Linked DNA regions of Mus musculus: all the other regions are linked to region 1. The links are chromatin loops, found by intact Hi-C in ENCODE. Cell type or tissue: heart. All regions are shown on one strand. Links, peaks and the distances in the headings refer to the core of each region. The heading gives the core; the rest is flanking DNA. Region 1 overlaps Wwc2 (WW, C2 and coiled-coil domain containing 2). Region 2 holds the start of Gm39173 (a long non-coding RNA gene). Region 3 overlaps Wwc2 (WW, C2 and coiled-coil domain containing 2).

What was found. A loop is a pair of places that touch in the nucleus more often than their neighbours do. Peaks named below come from ENCODE experiments on the same cell type or tissue, not always from the same donor. Only the 100,000 strongest peaks of a DNase experiment are listed, where the experiment ranks them.
Region 2: a loop joins it to region 1, with 6 times the contacts of the local background. A loop is called at or near these places in 15 of 42 quality-filtered maps.
Region 3: it touches region 1 in a loop (2.3-fold over the local background); 9 of 42 quality-filtered maps call a loop at or near these places.

Annotation. Positions count from the first base shown.
Region 1 is chr8:47,868,322-47,878,497 of GRCm38, reverse strand. Wwc2 (WW, C2 and coiled-coil domain containing 2) reads left to right here. Exons shown (of 23, transcript NM_133791.5): 9 at 3,027-3,269; 10 at 8,630-8,719; 11 at 9,707-10,176. Among named protein-coding and RNA genes, the nearest start is that of Cldn22, 49 kb to the right of the region's middle. In heart, for the core only: a CTCF peak has its summit at 5,964 (motif pointing left); no DNase peak of the experiment used is centred there; H3K27ac peaks cover 538 bases.
Region 2 is chr8:47,946,905-47,957,080 of GRCm38, reverse strand. The region is part of intron 1 of Wwc2 (WW, C2 and coiled-coil domain containing 2); the gene reads left to right. Gm39173 (a long non-coding RNA gene) reads left to right here and starts at 7,470. Exons shown (of 3, transcript XR_870421.3): 1 at 7,470-10,176. In heart, for the core only: a CTCF peak has its summit at 5,502 (motif pointing right); a DNase peak (open chromatin) is centred at 5,470; H3K4me3 peaks cover 327 bases; H3K27ac peaks cover 1,138 bases.
Region 3 is chr8:47,926,990-47,937,165 of GRCm38, reverse strand. The region is part of intron 1 of Wwc2 (WW, C2 and coiled-coil domain containing 2); the gene reads left to right. Among named protein-coding and RNA genes, the nearest start is that of Gm39173, 18 kb to the left of the region's middle. In heart, for the core only: CTCF peaks have their summits at 4,996 and 8,164; a DNase peak (open chromatin) is centred at 4,955; H3K4me3 peaks cover 867 bases; H3K27ac peaks cover 4,425 bases.

The DNA.
Region 1 (10,176 bases), core at 1,240-9,239:
ACCCTGGAACTTGCTCTTTAGACCAGGCTGGCTTCGAACTCAGAGCCGCCTCTGCCTCTGCCTCTGCCAAGCACTGGGATTAAAGGTGTGCACCACTATGCCCAAATCAGGAGAATTTAAGGAGAAATGTGGGGATAAATGTTTCCTCTTCCTTCTGGGAGAAAAGTTTTTAGATTGTACAATATTTCCAATTGGAAGGGGGATGGTTGGTTCGTCAGACTGAAACCCTGTGCAGTGGCCTGCCCCGTGCCTCTCCTGGGGACTTAGCTCTCAGAAGCTTTGCTCTGAAGGCTTCCTGCTGCCTCCTGGAGGGCACTGCATTGTGTGTCTGTCCCCTCTGACAGGCCAGGGAAAGAGGAGGGAATCTCTACTGACCCTCATCAGCTCTTACTAACCCTCGTGCTCCTGTCTGGTTAATTCCTTGACTCTGCTAGGGTACCACAGGACCCTAATATAAGCAGGTGGATACTCAGAGTATTACAGACTATAGCACACCCCACTTGTTTCTGAGGTGGAGGCCATTCTGATATAATTGATTTTATTCTTCTTCTAAGAGCCTAAACATGGATTCATCTTGGGAGGCGTTAGGAACTACTACATCATCACACACACAGGAGAGTGAGGCCTCAATCCATTTCTCCTCTCGGAGTGCTGTGTCTTCTGCCATAAGTACCATCACCTGTTCAGACGTGTCCCTTGTCACTAGAGACGATGGACTTTTAAAGCAATTGACCATAGGTCTTAGAGGTTATCTGGCTCTCGAAAAGTGAGATGAATATTACTACGGTATTTGCCTCTGTGTCAGCCAGAGTTTCAGACAGTACTTGGGTCTTCAATGTACTGAACAGAAACCCAGGCTTCATTCCACACATGATTAACCGCATGGCCTTGAACAAGTCCCTTGGTCATTCTGAGTAGCATTTAGCTCAGCGAACTTTAATGTCTCTTTAAACTTCCCCTGACAGATTTTAAATGTCTTGAGGGTAGGAAAGGTTTTTATATTAGGCTATCTCCTTTCCAGGAATGGAACTGGTGTTGGGGGTGTGGGAGGGGGGGGGTCTGTCTTCAGTAGGTTATGAGGGCTGAAGTTTGGTGTGGAGGCCCAGTGACCTGACTGCTCTTCCTGTTCCTGGGTGGCATGTTCAAAGGTGCTCACGCTGTGAGCAGTCCAACCCTCTAGTGGCCAGAAATCTTTGGTTGTGCCATGGACAAAGCCCAAGCTTTATGCCTGGTTTTCTGAAGGCTAATGGCCATAACTGAAGGTGTCCCAAAGACAACAAGGTCAAGTCTTTGGGACACCTTGAGTGATCTCTAGAGTAACTGGCTGTCACAGTCCCTTACCTCCAGAACTTAGGTAACATTTCCCTTCCTAGGTCCTGGAAGTCCCTGCACACTCTCCCCATCAGATCTGTGCACTCTTTTCAAATTATAGTCCAATGTCTGCCTACTCGTATGCCCTTGAGTAAGTGACACCTTTCTCCCTCTGCTGTGCTGTCACTCCCAGCTCAAATGGCTGCTTTGATTACATCTAACCTTAGGTCATTACTTCTCTGCCACTTGGCTGCACTGGTGTTATTTGGAATTGGTTTAAGGGTTACTGGTGATGCTGAGCAGAAGGGAACCCACAAGGGATTTTTGCTGTGTTGAGAACGCATTCCCTCCTAGGTTGTTAACAAGGGAGGCTCTGAGCTGCTCTTCCCTGAGCCCGAGTTCTCCTGCAGCTTTTGTTTTAGATGCTCAATGAAGCTAATAATATCATGCTCATTTAGCAATTTGATGATTAATTTTCCAGTGCGTTGAGACAGTTGTTTATGGTTTCGTGGTTAAGGCTGAAGAATAGCTGATGCTACTATATCTGTCGTAAGCAGACAGTAGGGGGAGAGACGCACACACTTGCCATGTACCATCTAGGACAGCTTTGTTGTCTTTAAAACCCACAGGAAGAGACTGACCGATGGCACACGGTGCGGCCCTACCACACAGCCTTGTCTCCAGGTGTTTTCCATAATAGTTCTTCCTTTTCTGTATAGTTTCTTCAAAATAGGAAGAACAAATCCCCTTTCTCTTTTTCATATGTGATATATGCTGCCCAGTAGCCCAAGCAACCATCTGTGGTTTATGTAGGACTCTGATGTCAGTGTCGGTACCAGCCGTGGCCATAGGCCATCTGGATCTTGCCCCTTCTGGCCAAGGAGCCTCCAGCTTCCATCTTGTGGGAAGTCCTGATGGCTTCACATTGCTGCAGGGTGAGCCGTCCATTCCAGAGCTTGTGCTGAGCTGGGAGTTCCATAACCTTGGCCGTCCACGACTGTATTCTAGACACAGGGAAGCTGGGAGCCGGCAGAACTGTGGCACCGGACGCTCTGCTGTGGCACTTTCCCTCGTCTTCCTCCGTCCATTCCTCTCCACTCTGTGGCTGCCACACCAGCCACCTTTGAGTCACTGGTTAAGGTCCATGAAGCCAAACAACCAGTACAGGGGAGCATAGGTCAGAAGCCATAGACCCCGAGACGGGAGAGATTATTCTGTAGTTAGTGATTACCGGGCCCCGTGGAGGGAGATTTCCCAGGGTGAGGCCTGAGGAAAGGGAGGCTGGGAGACACCATTAGCCTTGGGGATGTGGATCCTTAATGAACTGATTTTGCTTTAATATGAGTTGACCGAGGCTCCACCCTATCATGTCTTCCTTCTGTGATCTCCTAATACTCCAGTGTCCACCCACTTCTCTGGGAAGTGCGGTTTCTCGGGAAGAAAACTGATTTTCAGTAGCATTTTTGGGGCACCCTAGCATTCAGTGTACTTCTCTGTGGGAGCTTGTGGGTACCCTCCCATCACTCCACACACCAGGAATGCCCACCTGGTGCCCTCTGCTTTAGATGTGTCTGTTCATCTGATGTGGAGTGTGTGCCTGTTACACACACCGCATCTCGGGGGAATCCATAGATTGCCGTTGCATCCAGACAAGCCTAGGCTTGGCGTCTCCCTTCGTGGGATTCCTGAATGCTTGTGTCTTCTCTGTCCTTTAGCATGGCTAACTTGAAAATTGAACTGTCAAAGTTGGATGGTGAGGCCTGGCCTGGGGCCCTGGACATCGAGAAGGAGAAGTTGATGCTGATTAATGAGAAAGAAGAACTTCTGAAGGAGTTGCAGTTTATCACCCCGCAGAAGCGCTCGCAGGAGGAGCTGGAGCGCCTGGAAGCCGAGCGCCAGCACCTGGAGGAAGAGCTGATGGCCGCCCGGGGCTCACCCAGCAGGGCTCTAACCGAGAGGTTTGTTTTCTTCTGGGAACAGGGTGACTTAGACCTGTGGTTGTGCCTTACTGGTGACAGACCCCCAGGTTTGGGACTCTAAATAGCTTTTGTTGTTAGTAGACTCACGCAAGAGAAATGTCTTTAGAGCAGTGAAGCACACCCTCCTATGCCCCAAGTATTGGTTCCTCTGTGTCTGTTTGGAATGTGAAAAGCTCGTGACAGATGTCGAATACCTAAGGAATGTTGACATAAAATCAGGAATGCGGTGCACCATTGAGCGAGTCTGATAACAATAGCCATAAACTGCTGCTTTCTGATGATGTCGACCTAGACTGTTGCAGAAGTGAGCCTTCCTGATCTCTTTCTACACTCACAAGAAGTCAAATGTTTATTGCTTTTAATTTCACAAGGAAAGGAAAAGACTGCGTGCTCTCTTTGATATCTTAATCAGTCACAAGATGTCTCTTGCACGTGGCTTGTCAGTTGAAGCCTGCTTCTGAGGCAGAGGTAATCATTATGAGCAGTTTTTTTTATCTTTCTGAGGGAAGGTGTAAGAGTTACTTATTCTAAACTATCCAGTCCCGCCGGCAGATGGGCAGGACTCTGGAGTCCCTTATACCTGTGGCAGAGCCCTGAGCCCACACTGCTGCCGCTATGCCAGGGTGCCTGTTTGGTGACAAACTGGCCCTTCAGATCAGTGCTCGTCACAGATGGCTCGGGAGGAGCAGTGTCTGCCCCAGAGCAAACCCACATGTGTCTCAAGAGACCTGGAGATACGTTCAAACATCCACCCAGAACCTTTCTGAATTCTTGGCCTCTTTACTTTTAATTTCCATTTCTCAATAAATACCTAGATTTAAACGTCAAAACATTTTGACAGTGGGGTGGGGAGCAAAAAGCTGCCATAACTGATTGGGTGAACAATTTGAGTTTCGCCATTTGGGGAGTCATGTTGATGGAGACACGGTTTGGCTGCAGCATCCTGGTTTTAGGGAGCACAAGCAGGTCCCCAGAGCAAATCCTCTGACAACTGCACCTGTTCAGCTGAGTTCTCACTGTTGTCCCCGCCCCCCTCCTCTGCTTTCTCTGCCTAGTGCTGATCAGAGTTTTAGCTTAAGGTGTGAGGATGGTCGGGGTAGCAAGCACCAACAGGCACAAAAGGAAGAACACTCTGGTTTTCGTTTGGAGATTCATCAGTGGGTGGAAGGAAGCGGGCAGCGTTGGTGAGCTCGCTGTGTAAGAGGCTGGTGCATTTACACTGCTCAACACTTACTCAATGCCATGCCTTGTCCCCTTGATGTCCCAAGGGCTGGTTCCAGGACCCTCCCTGATACACAGTCATAACTGCTCCGAATAGACTGTGTAGTGTTAACAAAAGGTGCATGTGTCCTCTCAGAAGCATGACTACTTTCTAGATTGCATAGGATTCCCAACACAGTGCACGTGCTCAAGAAACGCTGCCGTTCTGTGATGCTAAAGGTCACGTGATCAGCACAAACCCAGGGTCTTCCCTGAGCACCTTGATCCGGGCTTGTTGAGTCTTTGGTTATAGAGCTAAGGCCGTGGAGACTCTAGAGTAGCCGTGCACATCTTCCATGCAAGGCTGTCTCTCTGCTGTCCTCTGTAGCAGGTGAGCCCGGAAAGCCCTCTGCTCCTCCTTGGCTGTGTGCGGGGAGAGCTCATCTTAGCAGCCTTTACAGGCGTGGCAGCATGCTTGACGCTTGTACTGGGGATGGTTTGCTCCTCAGTGGCTTCTACATAGTGACTGTCACATCTCTAGTGTCAGGTTGGGACTCCTCAGAAGCAGACGCTACATAGCCCTTACATAAAATAATGATAATATTTAGTGAGAAGCAGCCATGGGGTTTGTGCCATGTGGGCAATAGGCAGCGTAGTTAGCTGCACAGTGTGTCTGCTGTAGACTGAACAGTGCCCGAAAGAGATGTGTTTATCATTTGTGTACTGTGCAGACTTTGGGTCCTTTGGATGGCAAGCCACTTCCACACTAAGTAAATAAGTACATACAAATGTCCTTTCAGTACCTGTGGTCAAGGACAGATCCCCATCTCTGTGCCACAGAGTGGATCTCTGATTTTGCTTGTTTGGTTTTTCTCATGGCTCCTCCCCTCGTATCCTAAAGATCAGAGCCTCCTGCTACAGCAAGCACTGGAGCAGGCAGGCCCTTCACTCCCAGGCAGATGCAGCACCACAGGGCTTGGCTCTAGCTGCTAATGCTGCTGTTGCTACTCTGGCTGAGCTCACACTCTGTGCCCTGGTGTCATTGCTCTGTACCACTCTACACACTTACTCTATTGCTGCTTGTCCCCAACCTGTCCTTGAACCTGATTCAGAGACCTCGTCTCTGAGCTACACCTCCTCAGTGTCGGAGCGGGCAGGTGGTGTCCAGGAACACCCTGAAAGGAGAGTTCACATAGCGTCATCATCAAGTACATCGGCAACACCAGACCCTCCGTTTCTTCCTGCTGCCCATGTGGCCACCAAAGAACGCTCCTTGCTGCCTTGCCTTAAGCTTTCCTGTTTTCCATTCTGTTGTGGCTTCTTCATTATTTCAGGAGTAGGGGTGGTTCAAACTGAGCTCTCAAGACACTAAACTCAGTTCTCAGCCATCCTGTGTATCCTGATCCTGATTTCTGTGGCCAGTGTAACACCTGCAGTGTACACCCGGCGGCTGTGGCTGAGATCGCCCTCTAGTGGCGATTAAGAGCATCTGCACAAGCCAGATTCATTGTGGGAGCGCATGGGGCAAGGGAGAACTGTTCTCCCTTTCAGTTTCCTGTATGTAAGCTCGCCCACAGCATTCCTTAAGCTGTGGTTTCCTGCTGCTGACAGATTTTTGCTGCTTCCCACAAATTCCAGGTGCTTACCTAGAATCGTCCGATGTGCCTGGATTACTTAAATGTTGCTAAGGCATCTGAAGATTATTTAAAACAAGTGGGCAGGGATGTGTGTGAGTGCCATTTATTTAATTTAATTTTTGAATGGAAAAGAGACTAGTCTTACTGGGTCGTTGGCTCGGATGCTTTCCCAGGTGCAGAGTTGTGAGTTCACGGGAGGCAGTGCCCATCTCCCTCTGGTGCTAAAGTAGAGGCAGGAAGAGGTGATGGCCTGATAGGCCGCCCAGGGCAAGGAAGAGAAACAGGGTGTGTAGGGGAGGCTCTTTTAGGGGCAGGAGTGAAAAGTCCCTTTCTGGATGAAGACACCAGAAGGACAGGGCTGGTAAGGAGCTCAGACAGCCGAGTGCAGAAAGAGGACTGCAGTCATAGTCCCCTGGGAGGAAGGACACTTCAGAGTCTGAAGAAGACCTGCAGCCCAGGTGCCCTCGGCGGAGAAGCTTGATGACGACATGAAGGGCAGAAACTGCTGCCCTACTAAGTTTCTGTGGCTTTTTAGGGTTCCTCTATCGTCCCTCTAGTGACTCCAGCAAGAAGTTTATGTAGAGGAAGAGGACCCTCTTCTGTCCTCTGCAGGCTATGCATGCATGTGGTACACAAACCTACACAGAGACAAAACAGCCATCCACATAAAACAGTGAAAATGAATACGGTAGAAAATGATCTCCAAGGATACCAGACATCAACATCAACCTCTGGCCTACATACCACACACACAGACACTCACCCCCCCCCCCCCTCACTCACTCACATGAGCCCAAAGCCCAGCCTGGTAGCTGAGAGCAGCCTACAGGAGCTGACACAGGAGCTGCTGAGCAAGATCACGGCCTGGAGAACGGGAGAAAAGCCCTGTGCATTAAGAAATCTGATATGTAGGATATATATATATATATATATATATATTGGCAGTGTTTGGGGCTTCCTCCAGACCATCATGTCTTCTGACTCAGTTCTTCTTTGCATTAATTTTTCTTCCTGATTGAATAGATTTGTCTAAGAGATTTCAAAAAGTAGCTGTTCTTTAAAATGCAATTGTGAAAGAATTGATCACAACAGTGTTACAGAAAATGGCAAAAATTACTTTTTTTTTGTTTTTTTCGAGACAGGGTTAAGAATTACTTTTTAATTGTAAGATATAATAGAAGTTGTGTTGTAGACAATCAAAGGAATAGGTACCTATAAATAAGATGAAATTGGGTAGGTTTTATTTTTTTTCTCCAAACCTAATTGTGTATAGCCCGACCTTGCAGGGCTGTGAGCTAGTGTGATTGTTCTGTGGCCTGTAGAGCACTGTCCCATGCCTTAGTCCCTTTGATCCCTTTACCTTTTGTCAGGTACACGCAGGAGGGAAGGCGAGCCCCTCTAGCCAGCAGCTTGCCAGAGGGTCCTGGGCTCACAAGCTGGGTATCCCAGAGCAGGATCAAGGCACTGCCTTCCTTGGATGAAGTCTCAAGTCCCCGCTGATTCAACTTGTGCATTTTCTTTCGATGCCTGACCTCTTTTGAAATGAGTTTGTTTCGAGATAAAATTGTACAGTGCTCTACCTGTACGGTAATGTGCTCCAAGAGATAAGACAGGATTGGGCCCAGAGCGCCCTGTGGAACGGCCTCTGTCAGCTAAAAGTCCCAGGAACTGAGCACTGTAGGCGCTATTTTATAGCAGCACTCAATGAATTCAGTACCTAAGGTGGCCTTTTGCATTTCCAAATTGCTGCCCAATGGTTTCTAGGTGACAAGTCAGCCTGCAGTCCCGTAAGATCCTGCAGTCTTTGCTGGGCTTTTGCTGGGCTTGGTGCCGCTGCTGTAACCCCTTTGCCATTTCTCCAAGACTGAGTTTTCCAAGCTCTGGGACTGGACGTAACCCCCAGTTAGTTTATTTATCATGGCTGTAACCTTGTTTGGTTCCTTCTCTCTTGGTTATTCTGTTTTCTCTTTACCAAGGTCAAACAGACATCCCCTTTGTCTTAGTCAGAATTTATATTCCTGGACAAAGCATCATGACCAAGAAGCAAGTTGGGGAGGAAAGGGTTTATTCGGCTTACACTTCCATACTGCTGTTCATCACCAAGGAAGTTAGGACTGGAACTCAAGCAGGTCAGGAAGCAGGAGCTGATGCAGAGGCCATGGGGAGATGTTCTTTACTGGCTTGCCTCCCCTGGCTTGCTCAGCCTGCTCTCTTATAGAACCCAAGACTACCAGCCCAAAGATGGCACCACCCACAAGGGGCCTTTCCCCCTTGATCACTAATTGAGAAAATGCCTTACAGCTGGATCTCAATGGGGCATTTCCCCAGCTGAAGCTCCTTTCTCTGTGATAACTCCAGCTGTGTCAAGTGACACACAAAACCAGCCAGTGCTCCCTTCTTACACGTGATTCTGGGATAATCAGGTTTTCTGTTGTTAATTTGGGTTTTTACACTTTCATTTGAAAATTAATGTCTTCTGTTGTTTCTCTTTTTTTCCCCTAGATTGAAATTGGAAGAGAAAAGAAAAGAGCTGCTACAGAAACTTGAAGAAACTACTAAGTTAACTACTTCCTTGTACTCGCAACTTCAAAGGTAAGCTAGCTATGTTCTTCAAGGGAACTGTTTCCCACAGCGTCCAGGCACGGCCTGGTCCTCTTTAGTTGGTTTTTAGCTGCTTAAAAGTGAACAAGTCAGTTACCCTCACTCAATTAATGTCTGAAGTACCAAATGCAGAAGTACATTTTCCCCTCCAAAATCCTTGTTTATATTTAGGATGCATTTTGAAATACCCCACAGAAAGAGGGTTGACTTTATCTGTCACTCAAGACTTGAGAAAATACCTTATCACAGCCGTTATCCCACCTGTTACCGACGAGCTGGAAGGTCCCTGTGAAATCGCTGATGTGACTTTCTGGCACGGCTTAGCATGTCACCCTGGCATTCCTGGTGAGCTGGGGCTCGGTGGCCTTCATAGGAAGCCTTTCTCCTTAGCGACAGAAGCTGCCCTGTATGAAGTATGAAGTGGCTGTGGATGACTCTGCAAGGCATTTGATTTTTTTTTTAAATTTAAATTTTGCAAAAGGTGCATCATTGGTAGTGGGAACGATAATCTTACTGTGAAGCCTTGGCTCGGCCTGAACTGGATATGTAGACCAGGCTGAACTTGACCTCAGAGGTCCACCTGGTTCTGAATCCTGAGTGTTGGGATTAAAGGTGTACACCGCTTTACCCGCTTGGATCATTAAATTTTTAAAAGACTAGTTAATGTATGTATGTATTTTTGAGACAGAGACTCTCTGTGTAGCTATCCTAGAGCTGGCTATGTGGACTAGGCTATCCTTGAACTCAGATATCTGTCTGCCTCTGAAGTTCTAGGATTAAAGGCGTGCGCCACCACTCCTGGTAGCTGTGATTGATGAGGTGTATGTGGAGAGCCAGGTTGGTGACAGTAGTGAGTGGGTAGGGAAGTCTGTGTTCCAGTAGAGACGTCCTCTGCCTGGGCTGTGGGAGCCACCGGGGCCTGTAGCTGTGTTTGTTGTGGAACGCAGAGTTTACAGTGTGTTGTTCTCCTGTTTCCAGCCTCTCCTCCAGCACACTGTCCATGTCATCTGGGAGCAGTCTAGGGTCCCTGGCCTCCAGTCGGGGCTCTCTGAACACCTCCAGCAGGGGGTCACTCAACTCCCTCAGTTCCAGTGAACTCTATTACAGCAGCCAGGGCGACCAGATGGACACAGACTATCAGTATAAACTGGACTTCCTTCTTCAAGAGAAGGGTGGCTACATTCCTTCCGGACCCATCACCACCATCCACGAAAATGAGGTGGTCAAGTCCCCCAGCCAGCCCGGCCAGAGTGGGCTCTGTGGGGTGGGAGTGACAGCCAGCAGCCACACAACCCCACTGACGGAGGCCTCCAAGTCAGTGGCATCCCTGTCCTCCAGGTCCTCTCTCTCCTCCTTGTCGCCTCCCGGCTCTCCTCTTGTCCTGGACAGCGTATTTCCAGGGTCCTCCCATGACACCTCTCCACACCAGTTCCCTACCGACTTTGAGG
Region 2 (10,176 bases), core at 934-8,933, 79 kb before region 1:
AGGTGGAGGCTGGTGCTAGGGGTACAGCCCAGTCAGTGGACTGCTCGCCCTGCATGCACAAACCATTCCCAGCACTGTGCAAACCAGGCAAGGGAGCGCAGTGGGCTGTCCTACCACTCGGAAGGAAGGTAGAGGCCGGAGGTCATCCTATCCTCACCTATATCACAAGTTTGAGGCCATAGTGGGATACTGGAGCCTTTGCCTCATATGTACAGACAGACAGACAGACAGACAGGACACTATCATTGTGAGCTGGAATAATAAGCTCCTTAAAATGTCACTCATTACCTTGTCCCTCATTGGCTGTCTGAAGGCAAGATGGGTAACCAAGAGATCCACTGGAACTACCCTCAAAATTGGGCTAGGGTTTGCACTTTGAAACTGCCCCAATCTCCTCCAGAGTATGGGCTGAACGTGTGGGGCGGTGCCTCCTCAGGCACGCAAAGGCCATGGAGTTCATTAAGCTGGATCGAGCAACTTTTCTTGAATGGATTCTCAACCTCGTGAAAGGCATCATGCTAGTCCTTGTACATCTTAATAGGGAAAAGGTAACACCTTCCAAAAAGGTCATTTTTTCCCCAAAAGCCATTTGCTTCAACTCCAGTGAAAATGCCAGCACAGGGCTGTGGGCGCAGCCCAGAGGGGGACACTTTTCTAGCTTGTGAGAGGCCTGGGTTTGCTCCCGTACTTCAAACATCCCCAAACAAACCTCCCGACAGCTGCAGGAGTTCTTGTACATAGGGACACGCTGACTCTAAAATGTTTGTGCGAAGCAAGCGTCAATGAGCTGGGACAGAGAAACCAGTTTTCTGAAGGAAGGGTGAAGGCTGCGGGTCGGACTCTCCAGCCATGACTCGGTGTTTGTTTGAGAAGCTGTAGCAGTCAGGAGTCTCCAGGAAGCCATGTGTCCATACAAACAGAAGACGCTCATGGATGCTTATGAGTTTGGACCACACAACTGCGGAGTGTGGCGTGGGCAGACTGAGAGCTGAACTGTGGGGACAGTTGAAGAAAGACACGTTGACAACATGTACAGAAATTAAGACAAGGTGACGACAAGCTCAAAACACAGAATTATAAAAAATGGAGAGAAAGTATTTATGGCCTCACATTGTAAAAAGAGTGCTCAGATATGCCACCAATGCCTGATTCACTTAAAACCTTCCATTTCAGCAAACTTAACTACTTAGAGGCAGAGATTCTTCTGAGAATGGGGCTGAGCCTGATCTTGTTTGTAGCCATTTGGTCCTTTCCCTTGCAGTTCCTGGGTGGGGTTTTGTTTGCTTATTCCATTATTGCCAGACTTTTACTGATTCTTAAAAGTTCCTTATACACTTTAGAAATTTCCCATGTAAATTCTTTATGCTCCAAGTATCTTCTAGTTTCTGGGCTTTTTGTTTGTTTGTTTGTTTTGTTTTTGTTCTTTGTTTTGTTTTTGTTTTGGTTTTTGTTTTTTTTTCAAGACAGGGTTTCTCTGTGTATCCCTGGCTGTCCTGGAACTCACTTTGTAGACCAGGTTGGCCTCGAACTCAGAAATCCGCCAGCCTCTGCCACCTAAGTGCTGGGATTAAAAGTGTGTGCCACCACTGCCCATGTGCCACCACTGCCCAGTGTTTCTGGCCTTTCTATCCTCCCTTCTTCCCTCCCTTCTTCCCTCCCTTCTTCCCTCCCTCCTTCCCTCCCTCCCTCCCTCCCTCCCTCCCTCCCTCCCTCCCTCCCTCTTCTTTGTTTCCCATCTTTATGGAGTTACATTTTGGTTTTTAGAATTATTTTTTTAATTTTAAGATTTTATTATTTATGTGTGTTTTACCTGCATACAGGTATATCTGTTTACTATGTGTGCGCCTGGTGACCAGAGGTCAGAGGGGGGTGTTGGGTCCCTTAGACTTAGAGCTGTGGAAGGTTTTGGTCCACCATGTGGGTGCTGGGACTTGAACTAAGGCCCTCCTCAGTGAGCAGAGAGCCCTTTAAACTACTGAGCCACCCTGCCAGCCCTGAGGTGCTGGTGTTTTGGTCTTAAGTGCAGTCAGACTTATCCAACCTCTAATTCATGATTGGTCTCTTTCTTTTTTCTTGCTCAAGAATCTTGTGTTTTGTATTCTCTTTGCACAGATTTGAGGATTGATCTTTCACATTTGGGTCAGTAACTCTTCAGGACTTAGTTTTGGGGTGTTGCATTCTGGTGAGTTTCTTTTCCTGTTCTGTGGCTCTGGTTTCAGTGCCACGTACTGGAATGCCTAGCCTTGTCACTGGGAGGAGTGATGGGCTTCAACACCGTTTCTACACATGTTCATCTGTGTGTGGGTGTGTGTGTGCGTGTGTATCTGCCTTTGTTGTTGTTGTTACATTTCCTTTAGTCTGTTTAATTCAGTCTTTTACCAATGTCACGTTTTCTTTAGTATTTCAGCTTTATTAGAAATCTTGACATTGGGTAGAGAGAGCCCCTGGATTATTTTTGTGAGGACATTAATACCATTTATGAATAATGATTCTCTGTTCTTTCTTGCTTTCCTTTAGTTCTTTTACTTCTTTTCATTGCCGTACAGTTCTAGCTCAGAGCTGGAATACAGGGTTGGACTGAGCTAGAAATAATGAGCGCCTTTGTTTGGTCCAAATCCCACAGGGCGTGCTGTCAGCCTACACAGGTATTTGTGGGCATCACTACCAGGTCCAGGAAGTCATCTTGTGGATGTGATGATGCTGATCCACCCCGACATCTGCCACCCGCTTTATTGGCAGGGTTGATTCAGCTGATCTGTCACCAGTACATGTGTCCGTCCCAAGCCTTCCCTGGTCTAGGAAGGGGCCCCTGCTCCAGAATCAAACAAACTGTCACGACTGCCACTGATGGACACCACGAGACAGTTTAAAGTAAAATAAAATAAAACAAATGGTTGCTGAATTTTATCATGAGGTTTTCTTCTTTTTGATATACTCATGAGAGAGAGAGAGAGAGAGAGAGAGAGAGAGAGAGAGAGAGAGAGAGAGAGAGAGTGTATAAAGAGAAAGAGAGAGGCCTGAGTAATAATAAACATATCAATTCATATTCCAGTGTTAGTTGACCTTGTGTTCTTTGGAAGAACTTGAATTGGTCTTGAATTATTATTTTTTTGTTGTATTTGTTAGGTTTCAGCTCACTAGTGCCTTATTTTTCCACATTTAAAATGTCATTGATGGTTGGGCAGTGTTGGCGCACACCTTTAATCCCAGTACTCGGGAGGCAGAGGCAGGCGGATTTCTGAGTTCAAGGCCAGCCTGGTCTACAGAGTGAGTTCCAGGACAGCCAGGGCTACACAGAGAATCCCTGTCTTGAAAAACCAAAAAAGAAAAAGCCATTGATGTAAGGGTTATGCACACACACACACACACACACACACACACACACTCACACACACTCATATTAAAGTGGCTAATTATAAGGTGCCATTGATTATTGAGATGGATTCTGGTTTCAGAGCTGTCACTCAGGAGTTTTATTGTTTTGTACTTAACATTTGCTTCTTGTCAGGGTTTGGTGTGTGTGTGTGTGTGTGTGTGTCTGTCTGTCTGTCTGTCTGTCTGTATATGGGTATGCACGCTGTGTGTGGCGGTGAGAAGTCAACCTTGGGAGTCATTCTTCAGGAACCCCTCTCCCCCTTGACCAAGTGTCACTGGGACCAGGGACACACTAACTAGGCTAGGCAGAATGGTGAGTGTCCCCGGGGGTCCGCCTGTCTCCAGCACTTCAGTTCTGGGATTACAGGGACATCCACTATGCCTGGCTGTTCGCATGTACTCTGGGATTTGAACTCAGGCCCTCAGGCTTGCAAGGCAGCAATCACTTTACCACCTCTGCTCCTCTTGCCCCATCCTTGTGTTTTGAGTTAGAAGTTTGTCTCACTGTGTCTGCTGTGTTCTTTGTTTTCAGTGGGATTTTGTTTTAATTCTTTCAGGTCTGACCATCTTTTGTTCTTTCAGAAAGGATTTTTGGAATCAAATTCTGTAGTTGTGGGTTTTGTTTTTGTTATTTATTGTTGTTATTGTTTGTTTTTTGTTTTTGTTTTTTACTATTGAAAATAAAATCAAGGTATAAGACCTAATTAAAAATTTGTACTAATTATTGGGGCTTAAGTTTGGGATGGTCTTTTCCCTGCCTGGCCCCTAAGCCTAGGGAGGTTTTCTACCAGTTTGTTCTTAAATGAGAGCCTGGTCTTCAGCATCCAGATATGGTGGTAGGGATTGCTTTTAGGCTTCTCACCTTGCTCACGCTCTGAGTGGAGTCCTAGACTCATTAGGAAAACTCATGCTTAGTTCAGGGCTTAGCAGACTGGTCTGTAAACCAGATCTGACCCAGGGCCGCCTTTTTTTTTTTTTTTTTTTTTTTAGAGATTTATTTATTTATTTATTTATTTTATGTAAGTACACTGTAGATGTCTTCAGACACACCAGAAGAGGGCGTCAGATCTCATTACGGATGGTTGTGAGCGATCATGTGGTTTCTGGGATTTGAACTCAGGACCTTCAGAAGAGCAATCAGTGCTCTTAACCGCTGAGCCATCTCTCCAGCCCAGGCCTTTATTTTTTGAGTGACATTTGAATGGAGCACAGGAGTTCCTATTGTTTAAGTATTACCTGTGACTTCTCTTCAGCTGCAGCACAAGGTAGTGCCACAGCCCTCAGCAGGGAAAGCTGAAGGGACCTGTGTGGGAAATGTGTTGACTTGTAACTCTCTAATTTACTGACACCCTGTCTAGGTGAAAACCTTCCTTTAAGCCCTGCCTGTCTTTTCTACTGTCTCTGCTCTGAGCTCCTGATCCAAATCTTTTTTCTTGCAAGCTCACAAAGGTTTTCCTGCAGTTGGGGATGGTCTCTGTGTATGCATTTCTACTGTGGGCCGTTTCAGGCACTACAGTAGTGACTGGTGGCATGAGTTGACTCTGGTACCTTGTGTTCCGTGTATTCTAAGAGCTGACATGGGGTGGGGAGCACAGCTGATTACTGTATTTGGGGTTCACCTCAGTTGTGTGGGGGTCTGATGGAGTCAGCTGGAGGAGGTGTACGAGGGCCACGCAGGGACTCTTGGTTTTAGGGGCTGAGTTGTGATGGTTTTGCTCCCTTCCTTTAGTTAAGTTCCATCCCTACGGTGGACAAGGCTGAGCTCCCGAGCTCTCTCCTGCTGTCAGCTGTGTACCTTTCCTCTTAGTAAATACCAACTGCTTACCGATAGGCCAGACTCATTTCTACTTGCTTATTTCCTGTCTCCATCAGCTGAAGCTCCTGAATGATGACAGAACCAGTCCCGTGTACAGGCGGAGGGGCCACTGTGGGGACGAAGATGGGAACATTGCCATTTTTAGCCACTGAGACTGTTAAATTTGCTTCTGAGCCTGGAATGACCCCGACCCTGCCTCTCCTGCTGGGAGAGTTTGTTATGCCAAGAGTACACACAGAGAGACATTCACACATTTGTGTGTCCTGCACCCCCAGTGCACATAGATGCTCAATCCAAGAGTGACCTGTAGGGGGCAGAGTTGCTCAGGGGTACACAGCTGAGGGTCCACCCTGCCTTAGACTCATCTAGGTTGCTAAGAGTGGATGCTCTGTGCCTTGCCGAAGACCCACAGAGTCAGGATTGCTAATGTAGGACTGGGATCTTTTCAGGTCGTTCCTGCAGGGTTTGTTCTCTTCCTGGCTCATTCTTTAAGAACTGGAGAAGGCCACTTTGTGGGAGACTGTAGCTAAGGGGTGCAGGCCAAGAAAGGCAGGAAGAGCTTTCATCGTTATTTGAAGGAAGATTTAGACTCACACAGAAGTGGTAAGTATTGTGATAGTCTGTTTCCACCACTGTGACAGTACTGCCCTCTGTGTGAAGGGCAGTGGTTCTCGGCTGTTTCTTTTTTATAAGGACCTTGTTCTGCTTGGCCAGGGACTCCTCACAGGCCCTAGTTTAGCCTGGATTTCTACTTAAAGAGCCTGTTTGTAATCAGAGTCACCTTGAGAGTTCAGGAGGGGATGTGCAATTCAGGCCCTGACATCCTGCTGCCTCGTGGGATGGCGTAGCGACAGTGCATGGTGGAGGAAGGAACTCCTTGGTGCCTCTCAGGGAGGGGCCATTTTCAATTTCCAAACATTTATCTGTGTATATGTGTGTCCGTGTGTGCTACATCAGACATGTGGCGGTCGCAGGCCCACCCAAGGGACTCTCTCCTACCTTTTGGGCCCTGGGGATTGACAACTAGATTTGGCAGGCTTGGCAGCAAGCACTGTTACCAGCTGAGTTGCCTCAGCAGCTCAATGTTTTTATATGTAATTTTTCACTAAGCCTTGGGTTCGCATTTGTGTTGATCTTGTTCAAGGTCTTTCCTTGATACTTGTACACATGCCAGTGTGCTGTGGACACCTGTGAGTCCACCTTTCTGTGGACGGTGATGGGTTTATCGTGTGGGGGTACAGTTTTGATATCTTTATTAATTATACGTGATGCCTTTATGTTAGATCTTTCTAAATAAATAGCAAGTATTATTCATCCACATGACAAGCACTGCTGGTGGGCTCAGAGACGACATGTATGCAGTTCATTAGAGCGAGGCCTGGCTTCAATGTGGATGATAGTAGGGGATGCCTTCTCAACAGGCAGGCTGAGGCACAGCACAAGGCATGCCAGGAAGGGGATACAGAAAGGCCGTATGCCTGGGGTAGGCCCTGTAGGTTGAAGGGTGCTGATTTAAACAAGTGGGCAGAAGGTATGGGTATCTATCGGGGAGGGACACGGGACAGATGGGGCCCCTATTAGGATGTTCTCCGCAAGCCTGTGCCTGAGTGCTCAATAAATGTTTGCTATTGCTGTTTGACAGCTGCACGAGTAGCTGAGTAGTTAGAGTAAACAAAAATTGCTGCCCCAAATACACTTTTTGTTGTTGGACATCCCTCCTGCAGACTTGTCTTCCTGTGTGTGTGCCTGTGAATGGATCAATGTTGTCTGGCACTGCCTTTTCACCCAAGTATCTTAATGCAGAGAATAGAGAGCCCCCAAGGGTGTGTGTGTATGTGTGTACGCGTACACACGTGCACAGGCTTTTTTAGATTAAGAACAAGCTTCTTTTAAACTCCGCCTTCCTACTCTTCTAAAGAAAGATTCGTCCAGTTTTGTCTCCCTTTAAGAAACGTGTGTGCTTATTTTAGTATTGAAATGGTGTGTAAGTGGTGACTTGAGGAGTTTGCACTGCGTGTCTGTGGATGGGTCCTTTGCCCTGGGCACACTCCTGGCCTGCATCAGTGAGGAGCCCTGTGGTGTGTGTTCTGGCTCAACACTCAGCAGCAGGCTAATGTTACCCAAGGGGCCTAGGGTGTGGGCGGGGTGGTTTTACTATTCAGTATCCTGGAAGGCAAAACACAGAAATGTTCAGCTGCCTTCCATAAATTATATATAAAGTCAAAACCAAGAGGGCCAGGCATGGTGGCGCACGCCTTTAATCCCAGCACTTGGGAGGCAGAGGCAGGTGGATTTCTGAGTTCGAGGGCAGCCTGGTCTACAGAGTGAGTTCCAGGACAGCCAGGGCTACACAGAGAAACCCTGTCTCGAAAAAAACCCCAAAAAACCAACCAAACAAAAAACAAACAAACAAAACAACAACAAAAACCAAAAGTCAAAACCAAGAAAATGTTATTTTCTTCCAGAATGAGCAATATAAAGAAAAGCACGTGAGAATTCAGCATTCAGGCCAGAATGAGCAGTGAGCTTCCTACTGTCATCATCAGGAGAAAAGCCAGTTGTAAAGTATGGTGACAGTCGTTGCTTTGGGATTCTTCAGCAGGCTGATTTTGGCTGTACACTGTCTTATTGAGCTAATATTAACACCAACTTGGTAGCCTCTGAGTTGAATTAAGACTTCATTAATAGTGAGTGGGTGACTTGGGCATGACATCTGGGGTCAGAAGAGAGCCATCGCCACCACGTCTATCAGACTACACTGTCGTGGGTGGCATAGACATGTAGCCTGTGCTCCACACTCTCTACTTGCATTCTGGTCTATTTGTCCTCTGCCCCAGAATCCTGCCTAACAGATAGTTCTCTGGGAGTCATTACTAATTGATTAGAGTTGCCCGGAGATGAATCACACTTAGTAACTTCATCCTGCTGAGCAGAGATGAACTTCATTTGGATAATTGGGAACTGTTTATGGGGTAGTGGGTGCTATCATTCTTGGAGGTTTATATATTTTTAATAATACACAAGCATTTCTAGGCAAATATTAATGCTATTTTATTTCTAGGTTAGTAAACGGAATACATTTTAAGTTTTTACTGAAATTGAAAATATATTTTGGGTTAAGTGATGATTTTTACATCATTTGGTGGTCCTGGCTTAAGCTATTTCACAGTAGCAATACTGAGCACTAGGGAATATGCAGGCAAGACTGGTGTTCAGGGTGCAAAGAGGGAAGCTAGAAGGTTTTCCTACACCTTCAGGTGTGGGGACAGCTGATAGGCACTGCACATCCTTGGAACCAACATCAGGACTTTCTCCCCCGTTTGAGTGACCTCATATCTGAAAAGGAACAAAGATAAATTCCTTTTAAATAGTAGGCGAGTTGGTTTATTAGTGTTCCATTAGTCTGAATCAGTTTCCTGTGCAGTTTATGTAGACACAGGAAGGAAGTGGCTATAGAGAGGATGTGAGGTAGAAGTGTGGGGAAATGTGACTATTTGAGTGGACTCAGTGGTGAGTGCTTACCAGGAAACCGCGCTATTGTGTGTAGTATTCTGTTCTAGAATTTCAGTCGCCAGTTGAAAAAAAAAAGCTACAAAACACAGGGCATCATGAAGAAGATTGACAGACCGTAAGATGCGATGCATGTGGTGGGGTCAGGAAGACTGCGTGCCATTTATTTCTAATCTTGGAGCATTGTTCAGTCATTCATATGCAGGTTAAGATTAATATCTGAAAGCAATAATTAAGCCCATGACTGCCAGGACTAATTAGAGAGAGAAAGGATGCGTGCTCCCAGATGTCGTTACTTATTCCTGATCTGTCTTACTAATAAGGGTTCTGGTTTCTGTTGTTTTCCTACTAATTGTTTGTAGCAGGACAAGATTTGTTTAATGAAGCTCATTGTACATGGACCATTATTAATTGTAATTAGAAAATAACTCCCAAACAAACACGATTATCTTCGGCAGTCGGCAATGAGAGTTGTCTCACTGATGTCGGTTTTTAAACCCTCTGCACTTCCCCTTTCTTTTACAGTACAGGCTAAGATGCACTTTCGCTTAAGTGACAAGGTCTGCCAAGAGTCAAAGCCAAGAGTGTATGGCAGCGGGTGAGATGCTTCGTCCTGCGAACTGTCAGTGGTTTAGGGCCCCACAGGTAGAGAGGGGGGTCAGCTAATTCTGACGTGTGGTGCAGTTGAGTATGATGTGCAGTGGTTTAGAGAAGAGTCTTAATCTTGGCACTGTTTAGCGCCATGCAGTCCTGCAGCAAGGTGCTTGCCTCTTTCTTCCTCAGTTGTATGCTAGTTATAAAACACTTGAAATCACAGCTGCCTCACAATGAGAGATTATAAGTGGCTTTAAAAAATTCTTGTCAATACTGATTTTCGAGCTATTTGGAAATGAATCAAACAGCCCCCCTTCCCCAGTAAAGTGTGTGGGTGTGTGTGATATGTGTGAGTATAGGTGTTGTAGTGTAAGGACGGAGACCAGAGAGCAACTTTCTTTTCTTCTTCCTGTCCTTTTCTTCTTCCTGTCCTGTTTCTGCTGGTGTGTGTGTGTTCCAGGCTGCCCGGCTGGTAAGTTCTTAGGCAGTTCTTTCCCCCACCCCATAATATTCTTGTTAATTATTTGGAATATTTTAGGCAATTCTAATGTCTTGATAAACGCAGGCAGAAACATCCGGCCTTTCACATTGATCCTGGGGTCAAACTTAGGCCACTAGACTTCACCTGCGTTGCCATTCTGCAGGTCTCAGAATACTTTTTTTTTTAATTTGTTATTGAAAGCAACAAGATCAGCAATATCGAAGTTTAGAAGTAATTATATTAAATATTTAAAACAACATTTGTGTATACCTTCTGATCCTAGTTTATACACATGCATGCTTTATATAGTTGGAATGATAGCATAGGTAGCATTCACTGGGGGCAGCTGAACCTGACTTGTTAATCCTGGCCCAATGCAGGGTGGGCAGTGCGCTGGGTA
Region 3 (10,176 bases), core at 680-8,679, 59 kb before region 1:
ACCATGGCTACACTTCCTTAAATATGTTTCTATAATAGTTCTAAGGGTTGAGGAAGACTCCACAAGTATAATCTAGGTGTTTTTATGCTTTTATGGACAGGATATTACCATTATTTCTTAGGTGGCCATTGGAGAGACACAGCTTAGATGGACCATGGATCCCAGTGATGGAATCAGGACTTTTACATCCTTAACCTGTTCACATGATACGGTGTTCATGCTAAAAAAAAAAAAGCAGGGAGCGTTAGGGACCCGAGACCACGTGAAGCAGCATCAGACAAAGTGTCAAACCTTCCCCTCCTAAAGCAGCCAGCTACCTCTTTAACGACTACATTATCCAAAAAAAAAAAAAAAGTTAAATTTTGTCCTGTCTCAGCAGCACTTTTAAAAGCCCAATCCCACATTACTTAATGTGACAGACTGGAGACATTTGCCTAACTTGTCAAGTTCCTATAAAGCCAACGCTTTCTCCTGGACACTAACGTGCACTTCAGAGCAGGGTAATTAAAGGATGGTTGTTTTCTTTGGAAAACAGTCTCCAATGATTTAGAGAATAGTAGGGTTGTTGGGCCAATTGAACATAAAGCTGAAGCTGAAATAATGCCAAGAGGACGAACGTTCCAAATGCTCATTAGCCTAAAACTGCAAAGGCATTCGATGAATGGTTGCTGTGCCCTGGTCAGGTTCCTTCTAGAAAACACCCCCAATCTGTCTGTCATCTGGCTGTAAAACAGCTCGAGGATGAAGATCTGTACCTACCGACTCCACGACTCAACGGGGGACCACCTTCCAGGCCAGCCCAGCCTCCAGGAGGCTCAGAGTGCAGAGAGCACTCAGCAGCCTACATCCTGTGGTGGGCAGGGCTGGAGAGGAGACCAGCCTTGGGCATCTGTGGACTGTTGTCAGGGCTGATGGAGGGAGGGTGCTAAGGGTGAGGCCTGTGGCTGCACTAGACAGGGACGTTCTTGCTATTTCATGGCTGCTTCTGCTGTGTACTGACAGCCCAGTGGGTAACGAGACAGAGACCTGTTCATCACAGACTACTGTAGAATGGCATTCTGAAGGAGTCATCTGCTAAAATAAGGGAAAGTGCCTGCTGAGAGTTTACTGGGTCAGCCATTTCAAATGCAGTGACATGGACATTTTCCCCACCAGCCACCAATCGTTTCTTCTCTGCTGCCTTCAAGGTTCTTAGTACCAACAACTGCCTGTGTCAGAAGCAGTTTGGACATGTTTCTGCTTCATCTTCATGGGCTGTACCTGAGTGTGGAGGTCATGGCTCTCTTAATAGGATGCTGAATGCAGAAAGCATCTAGAAAAAGGCTGAACAGGGGCAGTGGTGCTTGCCTGTTGGAGGCTGGGCACGCAGTGAGACCCTGTTGTAAAACCAAGCCAAGCCAAACCAAACCAGACCAAGCCAGGCCCGGGGGATGGCCCAGTGGATCTGAGTGCTTTGGGATCTCTGTTTCAGCCCCAGCACTTGTGTAAAGATGGCTGTGGCCACGCACACCTGTCATCCCAGAGAGGCGGGTCACTGGCCACACACAGTGGGGAAACCCCAAGCTCCAGGCTCAGTGAGAGACTCTGTGTCAAGAAAATGAGGCAGAGAGTGACTGGGTAAAGCCAAATAGTAAGTCGGTGAGTGAGACCTGTGTTCTTTCTCATGCCATCTCTCCCCACATTTGCACACACTACACACACACACACACACACAAAGATGGAAACACGCAAAAGCATAGGAGAGCAAGGTGTGCCATTTATGCCACTATCGACCTGAAGCTTGCTGGAGTGTGCTTTATACTAACTGTGTTAATATCCTTATGGTTCACAGTTTTGCATATTACTTTGCATATATTTATATCTAGGAAAATTTTAACTTTAAAACTTCATCTGAGCTTGCTCTAGGGATGAGTTTGTGATCAGTAAATAGAGACAACAGGAAGTTTTATGGCTTTCAAAATTAAAGTTGGGGAATTATTTTTAAAGAAAGATTTTACAACTTCCTGCTAGTCAGTTGTACATGTTGAATGAGCGAGTGCACAGTGGGTTCCACCCAAGGTTCCCCTACCGTTCCTCCTCAGATTCCTCTCCACAGGGTGAACCACACGACAGCGGATGGTCTCTTAGTGTTTATCTGTGTTTTCAAATTACATTCAGGGATTGATTTCCCAGTGTTAGGATTTAAGAAAAAAAACAAAACATTTTTTTTCCTGTGTGTGGGGGTGGGGTGGGGGGGTGGGGGATGCATAGCTGTGTGGAGGTCAGACATTGGAGATTTCCTTTTTTGCTATTTATAGAATTTTTTTCAGCAGGATTGCTTGGACTTGAGTCTTTCGTGTTTTTATATGAATTTTAGGGTGATTGTTTTCCTATTTCTGTGAGGAATGTCATTGGTATTTTGATGGGGATTGCATTGAATCTATAGATTACTTTCAGTAACATTTCCATTTCACAGTATCTATCAATTCTGCCAATCCATGAGCATGACACGCCTTTCCATTTTCTAGTTCCCTCACTTCCTTTCGTCAGGGTTTTGTATCTGGTAATTTGTTATTGGTGGTGTCTTTCAGCTTGTTGGTTAGACTTATTCCTAGATGGTGGTAGTTGTTGAGGCTGTGATGAAATGTTCTTAATTCCATTCTCAGGAAGTCCATCATGGCCTGAATAAAAACTACATATTTTTAATATGGCTGCTTTGCTAAATTTGTGTATTAGTTCCAAGCGCCTTTTGGTGGGGGCTTTGGGGGCTTCGTATATAATTGTGTAGTCTGAAAATGGGGTAGCTAATCTCAGCCATTCTGCTCTTTTTTTCTAGTCAGATCCAGGGACTAATGACCTTTCTTCCCAGTAATTTACTTTGGCTAGTGATTAAGAGCAGAAATGGTATGCGTGTCCCCGTCCCTCCCGTTTCTGATGCTTGTTCCGGTTGGAGGTGTGGACATCTAAGGTGCAGTCAGGGATGCTGAGCCACGCGGAGGCTCACTGTCTGGAGAGGCAGCTTCGACAATGCTGGGCTTGGCTTGAGGGAGGAGGATATGAGATGTGGAGGGTTTTGCTGCAGCAGGGCCTGGCCTTCATGACACACACAGCTTTTAGTGATATTAAAGGAGGAGACACAAAGGACTGTGTGCAAGCTGTGCACTAGGGAGTGTGCAGCAGTACTCAGGCACAGCCTGTGTATCACTGGGGCACCCTCAGCAGCCCGCCTTTCCTCTTGGCCCTTAGTTAGCATTCCATGGTACAACTCAATCCGTCCCCAGCCCGACAAATGTCAGCCCAGTGCCTGGGCTTCTCCGAAACGACCTGCAAGGGAACTGGGGAAGCTTGCTCTCAGTGAGTTCACATTGCCTCCATTTTTTTTGTTTCTGACAAGGCACCTTTTCTGTAAGCTGCACCAGATGCTGGCCTGCAAGTCTCCAGCGCCTCTGGTTGAGCCTCTGCAGAGAATTGATTCTTCCCTCCCTGCCAGCTCTGGTGCGCTGTTTCCTAACTGGCTTCCCAGGCGCAGGCTACAGTGAAGTCTTGGAAGCTGGAAGCCCATTTCAGGCTCTTGCAGTGCGATTTGATCTGCTTCTGGGCTTTTTCTTTGGTGACTTGGTTTCCCCATTTTTCTGGTTTGCTAAGTCACCTCTCTACCATTTCTCTGTTACCCCTAATTAAGGTGCTCTTGTCTATGACCCCTCCTTTATTCCTTTGCATTTATGGTTTTTTTTTAAGTTTTTGTTTATTTTTATTTTTTGTGTGTGATTGTTTGCCTAACTTTACATCAGTGTACCTTGTGTATGCAGTGCCCTCAGGCTAGAAGAGGTCACCTGGTCCCCTGGGACTAGAGTTAGTGACAGTTGTGAGCCACCATGTTTGTTTCCTTTCAGAAGTTTATTTCCCTTCATAGTTCAATTGAGCCAGGTGTAGTGGCGAATACCTTTAGTTCCAGCACTTGGGAGGCAGAGCCAGGCAGATCTCTGTGAGTTCGAGGAGCTTCGAACTGGTCTATAGAGTGAGTTCTAGAACAGCTGTTCCAAAGCTACTATACAGAGAAACCCTGTCTCAAGGGAAAATAATTCAGTTGAGATAAATACTCAGTTTGACATTCCTAATTCATCGGAATAGAGCAAATCCTTAAGTCATTTATTTTATGTTGTTTTGAGTTTTGGTTCTATCTAATTTTGAACATACTTGTTCCTATAGAATCGGCTAAATTACTAAAGATATGTCCCTGATAAGGAGGGGTTGGTGAAAGCCGGCAGGGACAGAACATCTTTTATTGTTCACTGATGATAGTGGTCTTTCCTAACTCCTGTGCTACTTACTGCTCTAAGCCTCAGCGAGGCTCTGGTCTGCGTGGCTCATCAGCTTTTAGAATAAAGGGACGGTGTTTCTGTGAGCAGCTCTATCTAGAGCTCGCCTGGCCCAGCCCAGCCCATGTCACCTTGCGTGTCACCTTGTCCCCTGTGCCTGCACTCAGCCTCATGGCTTTTGTTTGCCTCAAATGGAGTCTGAGGCTAAGCTCAAAGGGCATGCATTTTTGTTTATGACTAAGGGCTGATCTCTGAAGTTATCAGACATTCCTCACATTCCATATGTCTAACTTTTAGTGCTTGGCGGATCTGGTGCTATGCCAGAAGAAAACACAGGCTAGCGAGGAGGAGGAAACACCACAGTGGAGAAATCCAGCCATATGTTTACCTAGCAAAGCACGCGTGCAGTATGGAATGGATTTGTAGCATGTCAATGCCATTCCTTAGGCTGCTTAGCAGCATTGCTCACTTTTCTGATATTTGAGTCTTGAAATTCCAATCTAGGAGCTTTAGAAAAACCCGTGATTCTTTCCATCTGTGTGCATGTTGTTCTCAGGGCCAGCGCTCGGTGCTGTAGTACAATAGCAAAGGCTAGTGGTATTGTGGGAGTGACTCTGTGTGACGGATGGGCGTCATCAGTACAGATGTGGTCCACAGAGTCAGACACACTGAGTGCTGAAGGAGGAGCGCCACCTTTTGTTTGTCTTCCCAACCCTGCGGGAGAAGGGACTGTGCAGAGGGAAAATGGCATCAGCGAGTCAAGCACGGAGGGGTCTGTGACAGACAGCACACTCGCATTGGTCCACACTGCTAAGGAAATAAACAGCTGGTAAACTCTAGTGACCCCTTGCTTATATAGCAAGTCAACTGAAGATGCAAGTCCAGAAGCACTCATGCAAACCATCACATGGCCAGTCTGTCACTAAAACGTGTTGCGGAACCTCCAGTCTGCCTTGGCCAAATATTACATATACTACAAAGACATCAAATTGGATTCTAATGTCGATAACTTAAATGCAGATTTTAAAAATATTTCAATCAGAAATTTAAATAAAAGTCTGAATTTTTTTTTTTTTGCCCTTTTTTTCTGGCATTCATCAGGATTTAGGGAAAGTAAATAAGAAAGTTCCCTCATCTTATATAAAATATCTGTGTAGACATTCTGTAGAATCTGGCTGTAATTGAATTATATCTAAATTAAAAAGCCTTTAGCCAGTGTTCCTAAGAAACCCAGCAATGTTTATGGATGCAGATGTCCCTTCCCTACGTGCCCACACCCTGGCACAATACGCCTGCACACACAGTACGCCTGTACAGGCAGTATGCCTGCACACACAGCAAGCCTGCACACACAGCACGCCTGCTTCTGGCTGTGCTTTCCCTCCAGCGTGAGCAGCTGCAGGTGTGTAGAAGCTGCCGGACTCGTTTACCTTCTCAAAGCTTCCTTTGGAAGAGTCAGACTGGACTTAATTGTCTGGGAATCTGCTGTGATGCCTTCGTGGCCTTCAGTGCTGGGTGCCTATATGAAATGAGAGGTATCTGCGGGATGCAGGAAGAGCACTGACTGCAGTTCCATGGGGACCAGTTAGGTGACGTCCTGTCAGTGAATGATCATGCTTCACTAACTAGCTAGATATCTGATATATCTCAGCACTCCTTCCTGAAAAGCTTCACGGCCATGGCAACCCAAAACTTTCTCCGGTCCAGCACCTTGTTCCCATCACTCACCCACACAGTTTATGCGTGTGTGTAGCTGTGTGACAGGTGCCACCCTTCTGAGTTCACCTTTATAAACCTACATCGGACAACATACCAGTCCGTATCTAACCTAGAGCTTATCCAAGGCTACTTGATACGGCGTTGTTTGAGGATGATTAAAATTCCCATCAGCACCAGGCTGTACTGCAAAGTCCAGTCTGTGATCTCACGGTGAAGGAAGTAATATGACAAGTGAAAGGTCAACCCCAGTGTGTTGCTGATGTACAACACAGGCTCCAGGGAAGGTCTAGAGAGACAGCTACTTGTTGTAGAAGGTACTTCTGAAGAGAAGAGCGTGGGAACTGAGTATCTGCTACAATGATGCAGTGTTTAACAAAGAAGGTGCAGTCTTGTAATTTCCTGGTAACATTGCAGTATTTTGGTTTGTTTGTTTGTTTGTTTGTTTGTTTGTTTTGTTGACTATGTAGTCCTGGCTGTTCTGGAACTCACTCTGTAAACCATGCTAGCCTCAAACTCCCGGAGCTCTGCCTGCTTCTGCCTCCCGAGTGCTGGGAGTCAAGGCGTGGGACACCGTCCCTGGTTCCTGTTGACATTTTGCAGAACAAGATCTAAAAAACTGTGTTCAAGAGACCACAGCTGCTGTGTGGAGAAGGGAGCACAGAGGGACTAAACCTTGGTCGCAGTTCCGGAGCAGACACGCCAGTGGCTTTGATTCCAGAGAGTCAGCCTATAGGGCTTTGATGGACTCAGTAACTGGCTGTTGGAGGAGGAAGCATCCCGGCCTGAGTGTCTGAGTTCCTGCTGCTGCTGCCGTTTTCTAAGATCAGATTGTGTGTGGGGACAGATGGAGGTGAGGGATGGAACTTTGGAGGGGGCATCACGGGTTGCAGTCTGTGTGAGTTAGGTTTGCTGTGGTCGTAGGTGGTCCTGTAGCACTGTCAGGTGGAAACAGCTGGCTGGAAATCACGTGTCCACTTGTTGTTTTCCCTTCAGGTCTGTCTGTCAAGCACCTCACATCTTGCTAGGTGCCTGGCATACAAAGATGAAAAACCAGTAGAACGTCTGTGGACTGAACAAACCGAGAAATGCAAACACAGTGAAAATATTTGAATGGGAAAAAGATTTTCCAAGCTTATAAAATGTCTCTAATTGGTGTCATCCCAGAGACGAGGAAGGCACTTAAGTTAATTTTAAAGATGAAATCTTAAAGGACAAACACGCTGAAAAGGAGAACCGGGCAGAAGATGGGCATTGGAAGGAGAGAGGATGCTGGCGCTGGCGCCTCCGTTAGGAGAGTGGACTGGGCTTTCGTGGACTCTGTGGCTGTTCAGTGGTTGGTGTCCGGGCTCCACACTGTGGGTGTCTTGCTCCTACGCTGTGGAATCGTGGGACACTCTCATTCTTTGTCACCTTTTCTCGTTCTTTCCTGCTGTTAATGAAAGTTAAATACCTTGTTGGAACTAGCGGGTTTTCTTTCTTCCCTGATGTTGGTATTTGTAGAACACTGTGTCAGTAATTTTTGCCAACCATATTAAAAGCAACCTTAGAATTATTAAATTGTAGCATGATGGATAATGGCCCAGCCCAGGAACCTTTCTTGTAGGCAGGATCGTTGGGTGGGCTTTGTGTATGGAAGGTGCCTATCGGTGTGGACCCAGGCCAGTAGATTTCCTTACTTTTGAAGACAACTTCCCTTTTAACAAATAGGGAGTCTTCAGATAGGTAAAAGAGAAATCACTGATTTAGTCTGAAAATACTGTTCTTTTCTCAAAGGAGGACAGATTTGTAGAGTACTTCCTGTAGAGTTTCGGTGCATGGCTAGCTGAGACTTGGGTTTCGGATGGCAGCAATGCAGGAATACCTTGGTGCATGCCCAGGGCTACCTTGATGGCAGTCGGAAAATGTAGAGAAGACAAATGTTGATTTGTTTAGAATTCTAACACTGTGGTGTGACTTAACAGTAAGGATTGCTTTGTGTTAACTAAATTACCCCCCCCCCTTCCTCTCCTCATAGCTACCTCATTACTTGAATAATTTTCTTATGGTGTCATAAGGAGATGCAACAAAACATAACTTGTTTCTAAAATGTGCATGCGGGTGCCGCTGTGAAAACACCATCCACTGTGGACGGTGTCCGCCAGAGGCCGCCTGTGTGCAGGACAACCGTCACAGGGCAGAGGCCTGCATCCTACACCTTGGTGTCCTGGCAGAGGAAACTTGCTTTCATCATCTTTAATGGAGTAGCTCTCTCCCCGCATCGAGCATCGCTGCAGAAGGACCCCGGAGTTGCTAATGGGGGAGCCGGCACTCTGGGTTTCTGTAGAGGAACTGGGTATTTGTGCATTGCCAAAAAGTGGCAGCAGGATCGGCCTCTGGCCAGGGCAGTTATACTCAGCTTCCTCTGGTAAAGACTGCCTGACAGCTTCTGCTGTTCCCTGCTATGGTCCTTAAAAGCAAAAACCAAAATAAACAAAGGGCAAAGAACAAAAGAAGATAATTAAATGTTTGCAGGCAAAGTAAATTGTGAGTTTTATTTAACCTCACAACCATCTGTAAATTTTGTTTTGTTTTGTTTTGGAGGATGTCTTAAAGTTATATGTATCTGTTGACTGTGACTGTGTTTGTGGGCTGTGTATGTGTGTGTGATGTGTGAGCAAATGTTTGTGATTGTGTATGATATGTGTGTATGTGTGTGTGTGATGTGTGGACAAATGTTTGTGATTGTGTGTGTATGATTTGTATGTGTGTGTGTGTGTATGTGTGTGTGTGTGGTGGGACTGCACCTGTGGAGGTCAGAGGACAACTTGTAGTCAATTCTGTCCTCCTCCCATGTGGGTTCTGGGTGTGGTGACCTAAATAGCCTTTATCATCTGAGCCATGTCCCCTGTCTAGTGCTGCTCTAAGCCCATGGTCACCAGTGTGGGTACAGAGAACTGAGGTTGCAATAGAAAGTAACTCATGATCATACATTTTCTCCATATTTCTTTTCTTACATCCTTTTCTGATAAGCCAAGGAGAAAAGAGTTCACCTCACAAATCTTTAATCCCTTTCTAATGCTTATCAGTGACCCCGTAGGCAGGAGCAAGCAGCAGTGCCATGAGCAGGGCCCTGATGGGTCTATAGATCCATTTCCTTTTCCTCGTATTTACTCTCAGTGGCTGTGCTGGTAAAGAACACCAGTGGAGACCCAGCTAAGGAACAGAGCCCGGAGTGCTTCAAGGTCTTGTACAGACTCCCCATGGTGGGTCCCCATACGTGCCACCTTTTCCTCTAGTCAGTTGCATTCGTCATGTGTAACTAGACTTATCGGGAATTAATTCTGGTGTAAAGAGCTAGGATTTAGCTTTTTGTTCTCAATAACTGGCCAGCCAACCTTGCTACCATTTAAAAAATAACCATGCCTTTGTTCATAGGACATAAGTAGTATCTTCATGAAATACTTACAACTTCAAGAGATTCATATTCAAAATGTGTAAAATTCCGCTGTAGATCAGTAAGGCCAAATGATACAACTGTAAGATGAAGCTGATCAAACTGAAGGAGCTGCCCCCCTCACTACGGGGTACACACACAGCTCAGATCTGAACCCCAAAATGCTGCCGAGTCCAAACCCTTGTGAGCCTCGGACAGCACCACAAGTGAGAACTTCCACACTGTAAAATATCATTTCATGTACAGAAGTATTAAAATTATTGTTTAAATTATCTTCAGGCTGTATGAAGCTTATATGAATTTTATGTTTAGGTTTGGGTCCCATTTCCAGAATAGCTCATGAACTTGCAATATTAAAAATAAATAAATAAAACCTGAAGCAGATCTGGTTTTACTGGCATCCTCTGTGAGTTGTAGTGAGATCACCCCAAGCCTAGCCAGTCTCCAGGCTGGTGGGATGTGGGTACACACACATTCTCTTCTGTGCTGTGGGAAACCGTGGCAGAGGAGAGCCCACATGCAGGACATCTGTGAGAATTACATTTTTATTTCCTTCTTTAATGTGTGTGAGCATTCATTCCCGTGTGCGTGTGCAGGTGCACACGTGCTTGTGTGTGCATGCACGGGTAGTCCAGGGGCTAATCTCAGGTGTCATCCTCAAGAATGCCGTCCAGTTCCTTTAAGAGGAGTCATTTGTTGGCCTGGAGCCTACCAAATAGGCTAGAC